2 separate regions of the Homo sapiens genome follow, and region 2 is linked to region 1. The links are chromatin contacts, found by Hi-C in ENCODE. All regions are on one chromosome and are shown on one strand. Each heading gives the region's core, a stretch centred on a gene start or an enhancer-like site at or near the end of the contact. The rest is flanking DNA. Distances are from core to core; before and after follow the strand shown. Region 1 holds the start of TNNI3K (TNNI3 interacting kinase). Region 2 overlaps FPGT-TNNI3K (FPGT-TNNI3K readthrough).

Evidence for each region. Hi-C counts contacts between places; a loop is a spot of excess contacts on that map. Pooled maps may share reads with other maps.
Region 2: a loop to region 1 is called in a map of cardiac septum, with 3 times the contacts of the local background. The contact joins the enhancer-like site here to the promoter of TNNI3K in region 1. A Hi-C loop is called at or near these places in 5 of 168 maps with a recorded cell type or tissue (PC-3, Right ventricle myocardium inferior, cardiac septum and 2 more) and 1 of 50 pooled maps.

What each region holds. Positions count from the first base shown.
Region 1 is chr1:74,230,651-74,238,216 of GRCh38, forward strand. It overlaps TNNI3K (TNNI3 interacting kinase), which reads left to right and starts at 4,737. Exons shown (of 25, transcript NM_015978.3): 1 at 4,737-4,841; 2 at 5,452-5,560. The coding sequence starts at 4,802. It overlaps FPGT-TNNI3K (FPGT-TNNI3K readthrough), which reads left to right. Exons shown (of 27, transcript NM_001112808.3): 4 at 5,452-5,560.
Region 2 is chr1:74,360,454-74,368,019 of GRCh38, forward strand. It overlaps FPGT-TNNI3K (FPGT-TNNI3K readthrough), which reads left to right. Exons shown (of 27, transcript NM_001112808.3): 14 at 6,803-6,889; 15 at 7,455-7,511. It overlaps TNNI3K (TNNI3 interacting kinase), which reads left to right. Exons shown (of 25, transcript NM_015978.3): 12 at 6,803-6,889; 13 at 7,455-7,511. Among named protein-coding and RNA genes, the nearest start is that of TNNI3K, 130 kb to the left of the region's middle. Within about 2 kb of position 2,903, at least 3 of the 41 ENCODE cell types and tissues checked have a DNase peak (open chromatin) inside an H3K27ac peak, as active enhancers do; they include heart right ventricle, where a contact is called at or near this core.

The sequences.
Region 1 (7,566 bases), core at 3,487-5,986:
AATCAACTTTATTTCATGTTTACCCACCAACAAAGGAAATCACAGGAAAAACTATGATCTTTGCATTTGCTGTTATACTTTATTGGACACAGAAATAGCAATATTGTTTATTCCTTTTTAAAATATACTCTGACAGTTAAAGATACTGAGAACACATACTTAAATTACTGTGACATTATATTATCATATTATAAATATATATTCATTATAATGTATTCTCAAGTCTTACTCATTTTTGAGGATTAATCTGAATATTACCTCAACATGTTCAGACTGATGATGGTGATTTATACATCATCCAACATACTAAAAACTTAGATATTCTAGTGAAAAAGAAAGAAAATTGTTTGATAAATAAGACTCTTACAAATTATGCTTGTTTAAATGCAGAAACACATTATTTAAAAGAAAATTAATCAAATAATTGTGTGCACTTGAATAGTTGTATGCATCTTAGGCAATGGTCAATTTATTTTTAAAATAATTTTATTTCAACACAAATTATTTAATCTTTATTAAAAATAAAGGAAAAAAACCTAAATATAAACTAACTAGTAATTCCACCTTCTTATGTTTAAAGCAATGATTAATTTGTCAACCAGATGCAACGCATTGAAACTCTATGCTTCCCCAAAACATGGAAATATATTAATAAGGACTAATATACAATGAAGAAATTATCAAAGTATAAATTAATTCAACTTCTAAATGTGATAATAATTGTTCCAAGTGCATTAGTTTGATTTCATGGGATACATTTTCTTTTATCATTTCTCTGTTGGAACCATAAAGGTAGAAGTGTCAAGGTCAATTTTTACGTTTTTCATTTTGAAAGCATCCTTTTAAATCTTTATAAAGAAATCAGTATAAAATAAATATAAATAGCAGATGCGTAAGTGTAGATTGGGATAAATAAATCGTATAAACCCCAAATAAAATAATGCAGAAAGAACATAAGTGGGTTTATTGAAGGAGTATTAGAATATAACTATTTGTATGCAGAAGTGGTCTGAGAAATCAGTTGAAAAGACAGAGGCATTAAAACTAGATTTAGGCAATTCAGTAGAATATCAAACTTAGTTGAAACAAAGTAGTTGAAGAAATAATATTTCATAAATGTGTTCTGACATTTTCTAATGAAGAAACGAGCAAGCATAAAAGAAAGAAACCTTACTATTAATCATGTATTTGAGTTGGCTTTTCTTTATAAATTATTAAATTTCCTTGAGTACTTCAAATGCTCTTTTTAAGGAATTATTATTTTTTGCATCATTTGTTTTATATTTTTCCATAATTTTTTAAATTAATATTTTGTTAGAATTGTTTTCAGTTTACAAAAAACATGGATCAGAAAGTACAGAGTTACTATATACTCCCCCTACACACACACAATTTTTCTTATTAACATCTTATATAGTATATTTGTTAACATGAATGAACCAATATTGATAAATGATTTTTAACTAAAGTCCATAGTTTACGTTAGTGTTGTGTAGTTCTATGATTTTTGCCAAATGGATAATGTCATGTATCCACCATTAGAGTATCATACAGAATATTTCTCTACTCTAAAGATTTCCTGTGCTTCACCTACTCATCTCTTCCTCTCCTCTACCCCTGTAACCACTGATCTTTTTATGGTTTGTATAGTTTTGCCTTTTCCAAAATGTCATATAGTTGAAATCACACAGGATGTAGCCTTATCAGACTGGCTTATTTCACTTAGTGATATACATTTAAAGTTCTTCCATGAATTTTCATGGCTCCTTTCTTTTCATTGCTGAATAATCTTCCATATTCTGGATATACCACAGTTTGTCTCTCCATTCACTTATGAAGGAATATCTTGGTTGGTTCAATTTTTGTGAATCACTTTTAAAATACGAGACTATACTTGCATAGCCAAATCATGTATTGCCCCAGGAATTACCACAGGATAGAACTCTTTGATAATCTGAAGTAATCTTTCTTTTGTTTTTATTCTACTTATCTCTTTTCTCTTGCATGAAATTCAAAGGTAAAAAAATTTCTGTTAAGTAGCATCTCACTTTAAGCAACCTTAAAATAGTGCTTCTTAAATGATGCTCCAAGTAGCATCTACATTAGAATCATCAGAGTTGCTTGTTAAAGTTCAGATTCCTGGGCTCTACTCTTGATGTACTGAATCAGAATTTCTGGGGATGGAGCCCAGGTTTCTATTTTTTTAAACAAAGCTCCTCATGTTGCCTACCCTCACTAAACTTTGAAAGCAGACTACTTTTGTAATCAAGTTGTGTTTTTGATAATGTATGATATAACATGCTTTCTCCACTTTTGGACGTCTCAGGACTGGGGAAAGTAGGATTCAACTTAGAGTATGTGGCCAACTCTTTATTAGAAAGAAGTACTTTTTACAGAAATGTACTGAGTATTAGGGAAAATATTTTTTGATTCTATGTTGTTTCTTTCCAACATTCTTTGGAAAAGGAATGCAAGGATATTATCCTGGACCATTTACATTTCCAGCATTTCTTCATCAGGCTGAAGGTACCCAGAAAAAATTACTCTAGTACCTCAAACCATTACCTAGATCCACATTCTTAAGAAGGGCTTAGAGATAAATATTGTTTCTTTCAAACCAGGAAACTGTTATAGTTCAATAGTGGTTAATATTTTGGGTAATATTTTGAGTAATTTTCTGCATTTCTTATATTGCTATCGTTTCATTTTATTTCCAGCAAAATGTATTGCATTAGAATGTGGGAGAATTCAACTGAGTTGCTGATTGGATTTTCAAACTCATCGCAGAAATCACACCTTTGAAAGCCAAAGCTTTCATTTGTAAAACCTAGGCTTTTTAAGAGAATAAAAGTATTCTTGAAAATCAAAAGGAAAAATTCTAAAAAGCAGTACATCAGACTTGTGTCCCAAGCAGGAAATTAGAAACACAGTGGAAGATGATGTAAGAGCTAATTTTTCCTCCATATGTGGAAAACATACATGTACACACACACACACGGATGGAAGATCCGAGATATTAGAAATAAGAAAAGAGATCAAGAAAAATATATTTAGTTGTCCTCTAGAAGGCTCCCATCTTTGTCCTTCTGGATTCAGAGTATAGAAACCATGATTATTTTAAGAAACTCTGAGAGGAGAAAGAGCTGGTGCATTATTTCCTAAAGTGTAGCCCTGGGAGATTGCAAGTCTTTTAAAGAAAGCTATCCAGTATGGTCTTCAAGATAAGGAAGAAGAGATTAAGCAGGAAGGTCCCTGGACAAAACAAAGACTTTCCAAACTGAGAAAATGGGGGTCACAGAAGTGCTTAGAGAAAGCTGGTGGAACTGAAGATGTCTGGTTTTCAAACAAGGAGAATGTAGAGTGTATGGACCAAGGTAACCAGATGCCACTGCAGTATAGCAAGTATCAACAGCTGTGGTAGGCATGTACTGATAAGAAGGGAAAAGGAGAATATGTCCAGATGAGGACAAAAAGTGTCTATGAAGCCAGACACCTGATGCGCCAACTATATCTCATCAGTCTGGAAGCCTTACCTCTGAAACTTCTATTACTTTTGCTGAGCAAAAATATATGGTGAGTCCTAACTTTGTCTAATCATTTATTCAAAAAGAGAGTTGTTTGAACATTTAACTATAGAAAATATGAAATCTGTATCTGTTAAGTTAAAGCTATATCCTCTGGATGTGAATCTGAAGATTAAAATTTATACTTTCTAGGTATAAGAAGATTATCTGAAATAAATATATAGTGAAAAATTTAATGTTTTCTTTCTGGGTTTCCCATTTATTCTCCATCATAGACTGGGTTCTTTATATCAGTAGAAATAGGCATACAATATGCATACAAAGAGAAATGTCCTAATAAAGTAAATGGAAGGTGCATGAAAGAGAAATTCTGGAAGACAAATCAATAATATCTAGCTTGGATATTAGAGTCACATGGTCAGAACTGATTCCAGACTTCCAACTTACTAGTAACTTTGTGTTTTCTCATCCATAATTTGTGAATAATATCTACCTAGCAGCACTGTATGTATGAGATTAAATAATGAGATATATGTAAAGCATGTAAACTAGGGTCTGACACATAGCAAATGCTCAATTTTCTTATTCTTAATCTTACTGTTCTTGTCATTTATTATTTTACGAATTGCTATTTGTAGAACTTAATGTTTTACATTCTGATCTATGATTCTTATGGTCGGAATAATCCACAATAGTATAAATCTTGGTCTATGTTGAGAATTTCTTCATACAAACATAATTATGTAGCTCTTATACAGGCCAAACCTGCATTCATTTCTATTAGTTATATGCTAGAGGTAATGAATTTTTATTATTTATTTATGTATGTAGACACATTCTATTACCACTCTTTACCAACTGCCATTATTTTGGCTTAGGAGAAAATGATCTTGAAAACAGGTCTATGTAGTTTTAACAGCTCTTTTGTGAACTTCGGATGTAACTGAATCATTTTCTAGATTTATCTGTTAAATAAATGGTCCATGAAAGTATGTATGGGTAGATAATTGATGGAAGCAAATAATCCTATTGAAACATTTGCTATTTATTTTTGATACAGTTCTTTTAAACAGACTGATTAGTTCCCTTTATGATTTCACCCTCGAAAGCACACACGATTTTGTTCTTTATCATTGTTGCATGACATTCCATTTGGCAGTTGGGCTTATTTTTAGCCAGACTATCAAAGTATTTTTCAACTGGACTGTCACTGCACTTGAACTTGGAATCTTATAACTTGAAGAACTGCCCTGGAGAAAGGAAGAAACTTATAATAAATGGGAAATTATAAATCTAGACCAACCCAAACTTGTACTGGTAATTATTCTAATTATTCTTATTTCCTTAAGTGTAATATGGTTCAATTATAGTTACTGATAACTAACAACTCATTGGAATATGTGTTAATTTGTATACGGAAGATAAGGCAGCATGTTTTGTGAAAGTCTTTGAAAAACTATCTGAACTCAAATTATTTTTTTCTGAAGATCTTTATAGGAAACAAGAAATTTCTTACAAAAATATTATTTTAGTTCCTTGGTATAATGTTACAGAAAAAAATTTGGAATATTGCTGAATGTAGGGATTTTAGAATTATATCTTAAGTATCTAGTATTTAAAAACTAAAAACCGTCTTGCAACTAGAGATTGCTATAATTAAAATGCAATAAAATCAAATGAAATAAGTCAAATATATTTTTCTATGTAAATATATTATCCAATATCGAATGGGTTCTTCATTACTACAATTCAATATGATTGCATTTTAAATATAAACATCTGCATTTTAAACACACAATCAGTAATTTAAATTAAGTATTGTAGAATCTAGAATAAAAAACAGTTTTGATTACTTGTATGTTATGATCTGTGTCTACATTTTGCAAAACACAACTATGAATCAATCTCATTTGTTCTTCTTTACTAGATGAATGGAAGAAAAAAGTCAGTGAATCATATGTTATCACAATAGAAAGATTAGAAGATGACCTGCAGATCAAGGAAAAAGAACTGACAGAACTAAGGAATATATTTGGGTAAAGTTGTAAGAGTCATTATTTCTTTGTATAAGTGTCTTCAGTATTCACCTTATTTTTTAAAGTATCTGTATATTTTTTAAACCCGTAGAACCTCAGACATAAGCAGTCATGTTCTAAGCCTTAGGATGTCAGATTATCTCTCTTTGACCACTCATATAGCTCTCAAAATGCAAACATAACATCTCACCTCCTTAAAATATAAATTGTAATCTGCCATCATTAAAGTTTAAAAATAAAAACCTAAAGGCTAGCCTTTGAATGCAAGCTATTGTTGATCTCAGTAATCTTCTCAGGAATTAGATCATTCTTGTAAACCATGCCGGCAATGAAAAGCAAGATTTTTCTTCCCACATAGTGGTCGCATATTGGCCACATTGTTCTCTTTGAACTATGACGGTAAGTCCAATTTTAACAAACCCTCTGGTCTCTTGACATTGAAAGGCTGTCCCTTAATGGAACTGAGTATCATTCTGCCCCTGAACAATCATATAACAACATATAATATTGCCTTCAGGATTTCAGTAGATTTTGTTCCATGATAACAAGAGAAAAATAATCTAAGTGTCACAACCTTGGAAGACACAAAATGTTCAGAAAAGAGGAGCAAGACCCTTATATACACAAAAAGCCTTCTGGTTAAATTGAATCTGACATTGAGAAACTAGATGCCCATTAGAGGGTCAAGAAAGTTACCTGCCTGACTAAGGAAAAGTTCCATATAGGCCAATTAGCCATGTTCATTTATAGCTGTGTTATGTAATGCACTCATGGCAAAGAACTCCCTCTATTTTACTTAGAAAACAAGTGTAAAGCAATGACCAAATGACACATCTTTAAAATAAAATTTTAGATATAGTAAACATATAAATATCACATAATTGGCAAATAAAATCACCCATGTATAATATAGTTTATATGAAATTCGTCAATGGATGTAACAAGGCTTTCACAAGTGTTCAACTTATGGTTCAAAAAGTAGTTGGTTCTCTTTATAGTTTGGCCCAGGATGATGAACTCAACACTGACACTTGTGATGAGATACCACTGATCTGACTTTTGCAAGTAGTATCACATGTTGAGATATGGAACTACATTTGAAATTCCTGTAGAAATATGACTGGCATGTTAGTACAGTAGAATTATAAATATGTATTTGTTTTGTTGGAAAAGTATGAATATAGAAATTAATCATAAACATCTAGCTCTTATTGACTTAAATAAATATGCTAAATGAAATATGATTACATTGAAGAGATTTTCCTCAACTTTTAAAGGTCAAAGCCTCAGTTATTTAGTATTATTTTTTAATTTAGAAAGTATTGAGCACATAGGTGAAGGCTAGCTTAAACTAGATGTATCCAAACCTGAATATTAGGATTAACAATGGATTTAAAATGTAGGTTCTTTCTGATACCACATCGACAACTACAAGCTGTTTTGACAACTGCTATAATGGACTTTTCCTGTGTTTCTACTAAATGCAACAAATGTGACCTTCTTTTTTCTGATTAGCATTGGGGGTGAGATGCAGGAATCTGTGTCAGGGAGCTTACAGTCCAGAATTTGTTGAGTGCCAGCTCGTATTCAAGTGTTGTTCTGGATACATCAAATACAAGACATTATTTAATCTATAGTCATATGTAGATTGTTGTCATTTCATGTGTGCCGAATAATATTAACTCCGGTGGATGATAAACTAAGGATTAGAGACAAGGCAGTGGGAGTTGTCAAGTCACATGGTCAGTAAATTCTGGAATGTGATTTGTGTCAAGGTCTGCCTGACTCCATAGATAGCGCTCTTCCTACCATACCCTGCTTACAAAAACAAGATTTAGGTCCTGATTTATTCATTGATTTTTGGAATCATTGTAGATAAAAAGCATAGTTAAGTAAAGGTGTGTAGGCAAGAATGAATGAGTACCATAGAAAGTTTAGGAAAAGTGAGAAAAAATAATGTCTTCACCATATTATCTGACTTGAGTAAGAAAGCTATGTGAATCAAT
Region 2 (7,566 bases), core at 1,653-4,152, 130 kb after region 1:
GTTCACTCTTTGCCATGCTTGTTCTAAATACTTCACATATATTAACTCATCAAATCCACATAATAACCCTGTGAGGCCGTGTCACTTCACATAATAGGGATAGTATAAAACTGCTCATTCATCCTTACATATGTCATGTTATTTCATGTTTCCAAGACTTTTACATGGCAGTCCAATCTGCCTTTATGTCCTCTCTGTCCTCTCCATGTCACCCCATTCTTTAAATTTCTGATTGCCACTTGGTCTTCAAGACTTAGTTTATGGAAGTCTCCTAGTCTTATTGAATATTTCTAGAAAGTCTTCCCTGACATTCCAGCCTAGCACATACATCCTTTCTTTATATTTTATTTTGTTATGTGCACATCTCTTTCTCTGTGTTTACCACTTTATACTGAAACACTCTCTTCTCTTACCAAATTGTAAACTTCTTGAGAGCAAGCATTTGGGCCTTTAATTCATTGTCTTCCAAAAATTTGAATTCAGTGGATGACTCCTAATAGATATTCATGCTTGTTGAAATCAGTAAGAGAGACAGGAAGAAAATATTTTAGACAACATTCTTTTCCATGTTCTGCTACATGGCATCTGGTGAGTTGATATTCTAAGAAATACTAACTGTCACTTTTCTGTTGTCTCTGTAACTATTTCTGTAAATATCATAGGTTCCTTATTAACTGCACAGTCCTAATATTCAAATAAACAGGCAAAATATTTTAAAATATGTTCTAAAGCTCCTCTTTCCATGCATTGGAACTGCAAAAATTTTCTTCTGGTTGGAATGCTTTTCTCCTACCTTTTTGCTTAATGAGTTTGTCCTCATCTTTCAAGTTGAGCTTAAAAGACAGTCTCAACTATCCTGACTCTTCCAGACTGTTGTAAGATTCACCATTATACACATTCACATCATGTACCTTTTCTTCCTAGAGCTTGGCTAAATAAAATTTGAGTGAAATTATATTTATGTAATTTTTTCCACTAGATAGCATTGAATATAAAAGTAAATAATATTTCTTTTTCAACCCTCTCACTCATACCTAGTATCATTCATTCGTTCAACAAAAATGTATTGCCAACCTAATGTGTGACAGACACTGTGCTAGGAACAGTAAAACAGATAATACCTCCCTGATCTTAGGGAGTTTGCATTTTTAACTTGAAGACACAGGCTGCAAGCAAGAAAGCAAATAGAAAATATGGGTTAACAATAAGTACTATGAATAAAATAAGAAGGAAATGCAATGGTGAACACAAAATTCAAGGATACTATCTAAAATTGAGTAATCATGGAAGGGGAAGGTCTCTCTGGGAAGGTGTTATTGGAGCTGGCCCCTCATAGGTGCACAATGAATATTTGAGGAAGAAAAGGAAAGAGAAAGGAAAGCAGAATGAGAAAAAGAGAAAAAGGAAGGATAGCTAAATAATTTAGTTTGGATATAAAAATATCTTGGCAAAAGCATTCATGCCTGTGGATTCTTCTCTTAAGGTAAAGGACCAGTGACATCCTTACTGGGGCCTGCTGATTAAGGAACAAGAATAATGGGTCAAAGGGGATGTGAGTTCCCTCTCTGTGATATAAAATTAGGACATCTTTCATATTTAAGTGATGAGAAGATGTAGCAAGCCAGAAATTTTTGTCGCCTCTGATCTAATAATGAACAGTGTATGGGACCAGGGTGGTCAGGAGGAAGGTGAGCCATTGAAGGGCAATTGTCCAAAGCCACCCTCTGATTCCACTTTTCAATGCTTCTGGAAAGTGAGTTTTTAACATAATGGGAAGGGGATATATTAAAATATTGAACAAAGCCTAATATTTATCATTACTGTGAAAGTTTGATTATTTGGGCCAGGTATAAAGTAAGGCCTAGTCTGTTCCTTTGATGACCTGAGCATGTGAGACATGAGGTCAATGAGAATTCCTTCTGTAACTGAGACTAAATCTCCATGTTCTCTATACAGCCGTGAACCCAAAGGGTCTCTGAGTCACCAAATCATGGAGATCTTAGTACTGGTGTCATTTACCACTAATCTCCAGATCTAGTTCTTAAAATATTCTCAGAGCAAGAGATTAGAATCAGCTTTCATTGTTTTTAAGTTAAAATTGTGGGGGACAGAGAGACAACCTTATAGGGAGATAAATTGTACTTCCCTTCTTGAATAATTATAAAGCATCTATTGTATATATGACTATGATGTAGATATTAAACTGTCTTTGTAACAGTCTCTTGGATTGACTTGTCATCTTAAACAAAACCTAGGTTTTAAAATAACTATTAAGAAAGTTGAAAGCAAAGAGGATTTAACAGGGGGAGAAATCACACCAAATATAAGAAGTAAAGGAACACAAATAGACAAATTAAAGGGAAAGCACTGAATTTGGAGAATACACACAGGACTGAAAGAGTGAGGAGCAGGAAATGAAAGAGATTTCAAGCTGGGAGAAGAATCACATTTGCCAAAACCCTCAGGTGCTCCAGTGAATAATACTCTAAAAGTGCAGATCATCATTAGAGTTGCATTAGGCTAATAACATAGCGACCTTCTATTTTGGTAAAATGCTTGGGTGTAGATAGTAAATTCTTAAATATAGGAAAACATTTTATTTAATTAGTGGAAGTTTGATTATCTCTGGAGGTATTCCATTAGTGTGCCTTGGTTATCTGGGTGTATCCATTATCAGGAGTTTGGCTTAACACGTCCATTTAGTGAGCTCCATTAAGGTTTATTTTTCTGCCTAACTCCTTGTGGCCAAGTGTCCAGGAGCTGGGCTTTAGTGGGTTTTGGGTTTCTTTCCATGTACTTTAGTGGCTTGTCAGAGCAGTTGTAGTCATGGAAAATTTCCCATACGTGGGTGCCTTAGCCCACAGTTAGCATGAGGGGGGAAATCAGGCAGAGATGCCTTCCAGAGCTGAGGGGGCCTCTTGGCATTTTCCTGGCAGCCTCATGCTTATCATCAGCCAGAACCCAGGCACTCATTAGGCTCTTGATGAAAAGCATCCCAAAGAAAATGCCAGCAAATTGTGCCACTGTGCTGGCAGGAAATGAAAACTGCTCAGAGCAAGTGGAGCCAAGAGAGCTGTTGAAATGAAAGGTAACATCAAGGGTGTGATCACTAACTCACACAGGCGCTCAGGATTCAGGATGCAACTTTCTGCTTCATTGGGGAAAGCATGAGGCCCTCTCATCTGTCAGCCGATGTCAATTCTATATAGGGGCTGAGATAGACTGGAAGGTGGGCTCTGTGAATTAAGCTTTGTTGTGCTTGGGTAAATGTAGGGGTTTGGGTTGTTTTTATTCCCCCAAGAAGTGTCTCCTAGGAAAAACAGAAATAAGAAAAAGTTTTTGTTTTTGTGTTTTTCCTGGGCCCAAACACTTGAAGACCAAATTAAGTAAAAGGAAGATTCCAAAAGCACTATAGGTCCTATTAATGTGGGATTAGACAGTGTGAAGGGAGGAAAAAATAAATAAAAAATAAAAAAAAACCTTAGAATCTGTGACTCTAGCAAGGAACAGATGAGGGGTATTATTATTATTATTATTATTATTATTATTATTATTATTTTAGAGACAGGGTCTCACCCAGGTCTAGCCCAGGCTGGAGTGCAATGGTGTGATTGTAGCTCACTACAATCTTAAACTCCTGGGTTCAAGTGATTCTCCCACCTCAGGCTACCCAGTAGCTGGGACTACAGGCAGATGCTACCATGCCCCACTAATTTAAAAAAAAATTTTTTTTAGAAATAGGGGTCATGCTATGTTGCCCAGCCTGGTCTTCAACTCCTGGCCTCAAACAATCCCTCCACCTCAGCCCCACAAAACACTGGGGTATGAGTCAAGACACTCAGCCAAATTTTAATTCCAAAGGAATTTTTGGTCTTTAGTACTACTTTTATCCTGAGGTTAAAATGGCCACCAAAGCTAGAAAAGAAAATGCTCAACAGCAGGCAGCACCAACACACAAGCAAGGCACAAGCACACTGAAATATTCATGAAACTGGATGTGGTAGGTAGAGTAATGCCCCCTCAAAGATGTTCAGTTCCTGTTCACTGGAACTGTAAGCAGGCTGCCTTACATGGGGAAGAATCAAGGAGGTAGAGTAATGCCCCCCGCCACCCCCAAAGATGTTCAGGTCCTGTTTGTTGGAACTGTAAGTAGGCTGCCTTACATGGGGAAGAATCAAGGTTGTTATTTAGCTGACTTTAAGAGATAGATTATCCTGGATTATCCCAGTGGGCTCATTGTAATATGGAAAAGGGGGGCAGAAGCAGAGGTCAGAGCAATATGATATGAGGACTAAGCCAACCATTGCTGGCTTTGAAGCAATAGGAAGGGGGCTACAAGCCAAGGAATGTGGGTGGCCTATAAAACTTGGAAAAGTCAAGGAAACCAATTATCTCCTAAGGCCTCTAGAAAGAAATGCAGTCCTGCTGACACCTTGATTTCAGCTCAGAGAAAACCATGTTGAACTTTTGACCTCCAGAATTATAAGATAATAAATTTGTATTGCTCAAGTCACTATGTTTGTCATAACTAGCAATAGCAGCAATAGAAAATGAATACACTGGTATTTAGAAGATTCGTCTGAAATTCCAAAAAGGAGTTTCCAAGTTCACCTACAATTCTTGGGGCAAAAAGTAAAGTGTAAAAGCAGTGACAAGACCCAAAATGCACACTGATGTGTTAGAACTGTAAGGCATATTACATACATCATCTTAGTTAATCTTTACAACAATCTTACAAGGGTGGATTATCGTTTCTAACCTGTAGATGACGATCTTTTTAAAAAGTAAAACAGATCATATCCTTTAACTAATTAAAATGCTTCAGGGGCTCCCCATCTCGCCTACCCTACACGAAAATCTCATCTCCTTATCCTCACCTGTAAAGCTCTACATCAGTCGCAGTCAAAGTGCAGATTGCTGATGAGCATCACCTGGGACCTTGTTAGAAACACAACACTCAGCCCCTACTACAGACTTTTTCAATTGTGATCTATTGGGACAGGGCTTGGGAATCTGTTTGAACTTGCACTTCAAGTGATTCTTATACATAGTAAAAAAATTTGAGAAGCACTACTCCACATGAAGTACACTTGCCTACCTCTCCAACCAAATCTGATACCACTCTCATCCTTGCTTGTGTAGCCACACTGGCCTTTTTTCATTCTCTAAACATGTTATGTTTGCTCCCATCTTGGGACTACTACATTATCTATTCTCTCTGCCTATTAGGTGCTTCCCCTAGAAATTAGTTTGTTGGCTAATGTCCTTAAATTAGTCTTAAGGTTTCCCTGATCGTGAGCTCGCTGCAGTCCAAAGAAAGAATGCCAATGGGACTGCCCCCCACGTTATTTCATTATAACTTATTCCTATGATTTGAGAAAATTAGAGATCCACCAGTCATGAATAGAAAGCTGGAGATGATAAGAAAATAGACACTAGTTTTTAACTATGTAGATTTAAGTTTTGCTACCAGTTTTAGCAATTGTAATCACAATGCTTTTTTTTTTTTTCCTCGAAGAATCTTAGCCTTGTTACCTTTGGAAAAGCTTTTCGTGTTTGTAAATACCATGATTTTTCCACCTCATGATCTTGAATGCACTGTTCATTTAAAGTTTTTGCGGAAGGGAAGATTTGAAAGGCAAGCAAATCTCAGCATATACTCTCTACATAAGCTAGATGTATGCTTAACCCATGTTAACTACAGATCCTTTGTGATGGATAAGTATTTATGCTTTTTCAATTCCTTAAATTTACCAGTTTTACAATAAGCTCTGTTGTATTTCACAAATCCTATGGCAACATCTTTAAGGTTGGCTGTTTTTCTCTTTTGTAAATTAGCTTCATAGATTATTTTTATAGTGAACGCATTAAAATAGTATTGAAGTTTAATTTTATTGAAAAACATTGCATTACTCAGAGGATCATTTGGCATTTTTTATCCTTCACAATCATAAGCCCCTAGTGTAACTAGTAAACACTAGATTGTTGGTGGTGTTATAATAGAAAAGTATTTCTCATATAGCACTTCAGGGTGGGCATTTCTGGTCAGTGGATGGCTTTCTTCCAACCCTCAGAGCTTCAGAGCCTTCTGCATCTAGCCAGCAAATGGGAAGAGTAGAGAAGGCTCACCTGTTTCTTAAGGCACAGACCTGGAAGTTACTTCACTTTTGCTCATATTCCCTTCATGAAAATATGTCGCAAGGCCACAGTTGGATGCAAGGTACATAGGAAAATGTCACTGGGTGGGCAGCCATTCCCAGTGACAAAATCACCCTGTGAAAGAGGAGTACAAATATTGGCAGGCAGCCAGCTGTCTCTAAAAACCTATGTAAATTATCTTAGTGCTGCATAATACTACAATACTGAATCAAATGTACGCTCAATCACAGCAAATACATCTCTCTTTCCTGATTACTGTATGTACTTTTTGCCCTTTTAATAGTGCCCTTATTATATATTCCCATAGTACTTAGTATTGCCTTATTTAGAAATCCTCATCATTTTTCTGATTATTTGTTCAACTACATTGTAAGCTTCTTAAGGGTAAGACCATAGTCACTTTGTTCACTGCATCACCAGTACCCATTCCCAGTAGAGTGCCTGACATAGTGCTTCGCATATGGTAGTCTTAAGAAATCATTTTGAACCAAAGAATGAATGAACTAAATTTCTATTGCAATACATTACCTCTTATGATTTGTCCTATGTTGTAAGCTACTTCCAATAATTTTTGGATTTGAGAGTAGACTGAATAACTTAAACAAAATTTAGGACTCTTTGTTCTTTGTATCTTTTCATAAAGGGCATGATGCCATTGTCACACTCCTGAAGCATTATAAGAGACCACAAGATGAATTGCCCTGTAATGAATATTCTCAGCCTGGAGGAGGTACCCCTTTTCTTATTCAGTTTTCATTATTGTATAATATATTGTGCCTAAAGGTAAACCTGTGTTTCTGTTACTATCATTCTTTCAGGGGTTAGGGAGGAGGGCATAGCCTATGTCAGATTAGATTTATTTTAAGTAACCTTATGTCTGGGAGAGGCTGAACATAAAGAAGCCTCCATTTCAGCTATTTTCTAACTCACCAATCTGCAGCTCCTCCAAGTTTAACATTTCCCAGACTGGATGTTTATGAGGCTTGTGCATGACTAGGAAGGCCTGGATAAGCTGAGAGCAGTCATTTTCCATTTCAGTAATCTATTACTGAATACTCATATCCAGAGACAAATTAAATCTGCTAGAGTCTGCTACAACTTGGATTTTCTAAAAAATCTTTTTATGCACTTTCTAAATAAACACTTGCAGTACAATTTCAGTATCCAGAGAAAGATTTGGGCCTGAAGCGATAGTTTTACTTCGTTTCGTCACCTGCTTATTTTTATAATGTTGAACTTTTATGTAGAAAAAAATGATCGCTACTTTCAACTCTATTATATAATTTAATTTCTAGATGGCTCCTATGTGTCTGTTCCATCACCCTTGGGGAAGATTAAAAGCATGACAAAAGGTACCTATAATCTGGGACAATTGTTATATTTAATTACTAAGGATAACTATTGCTT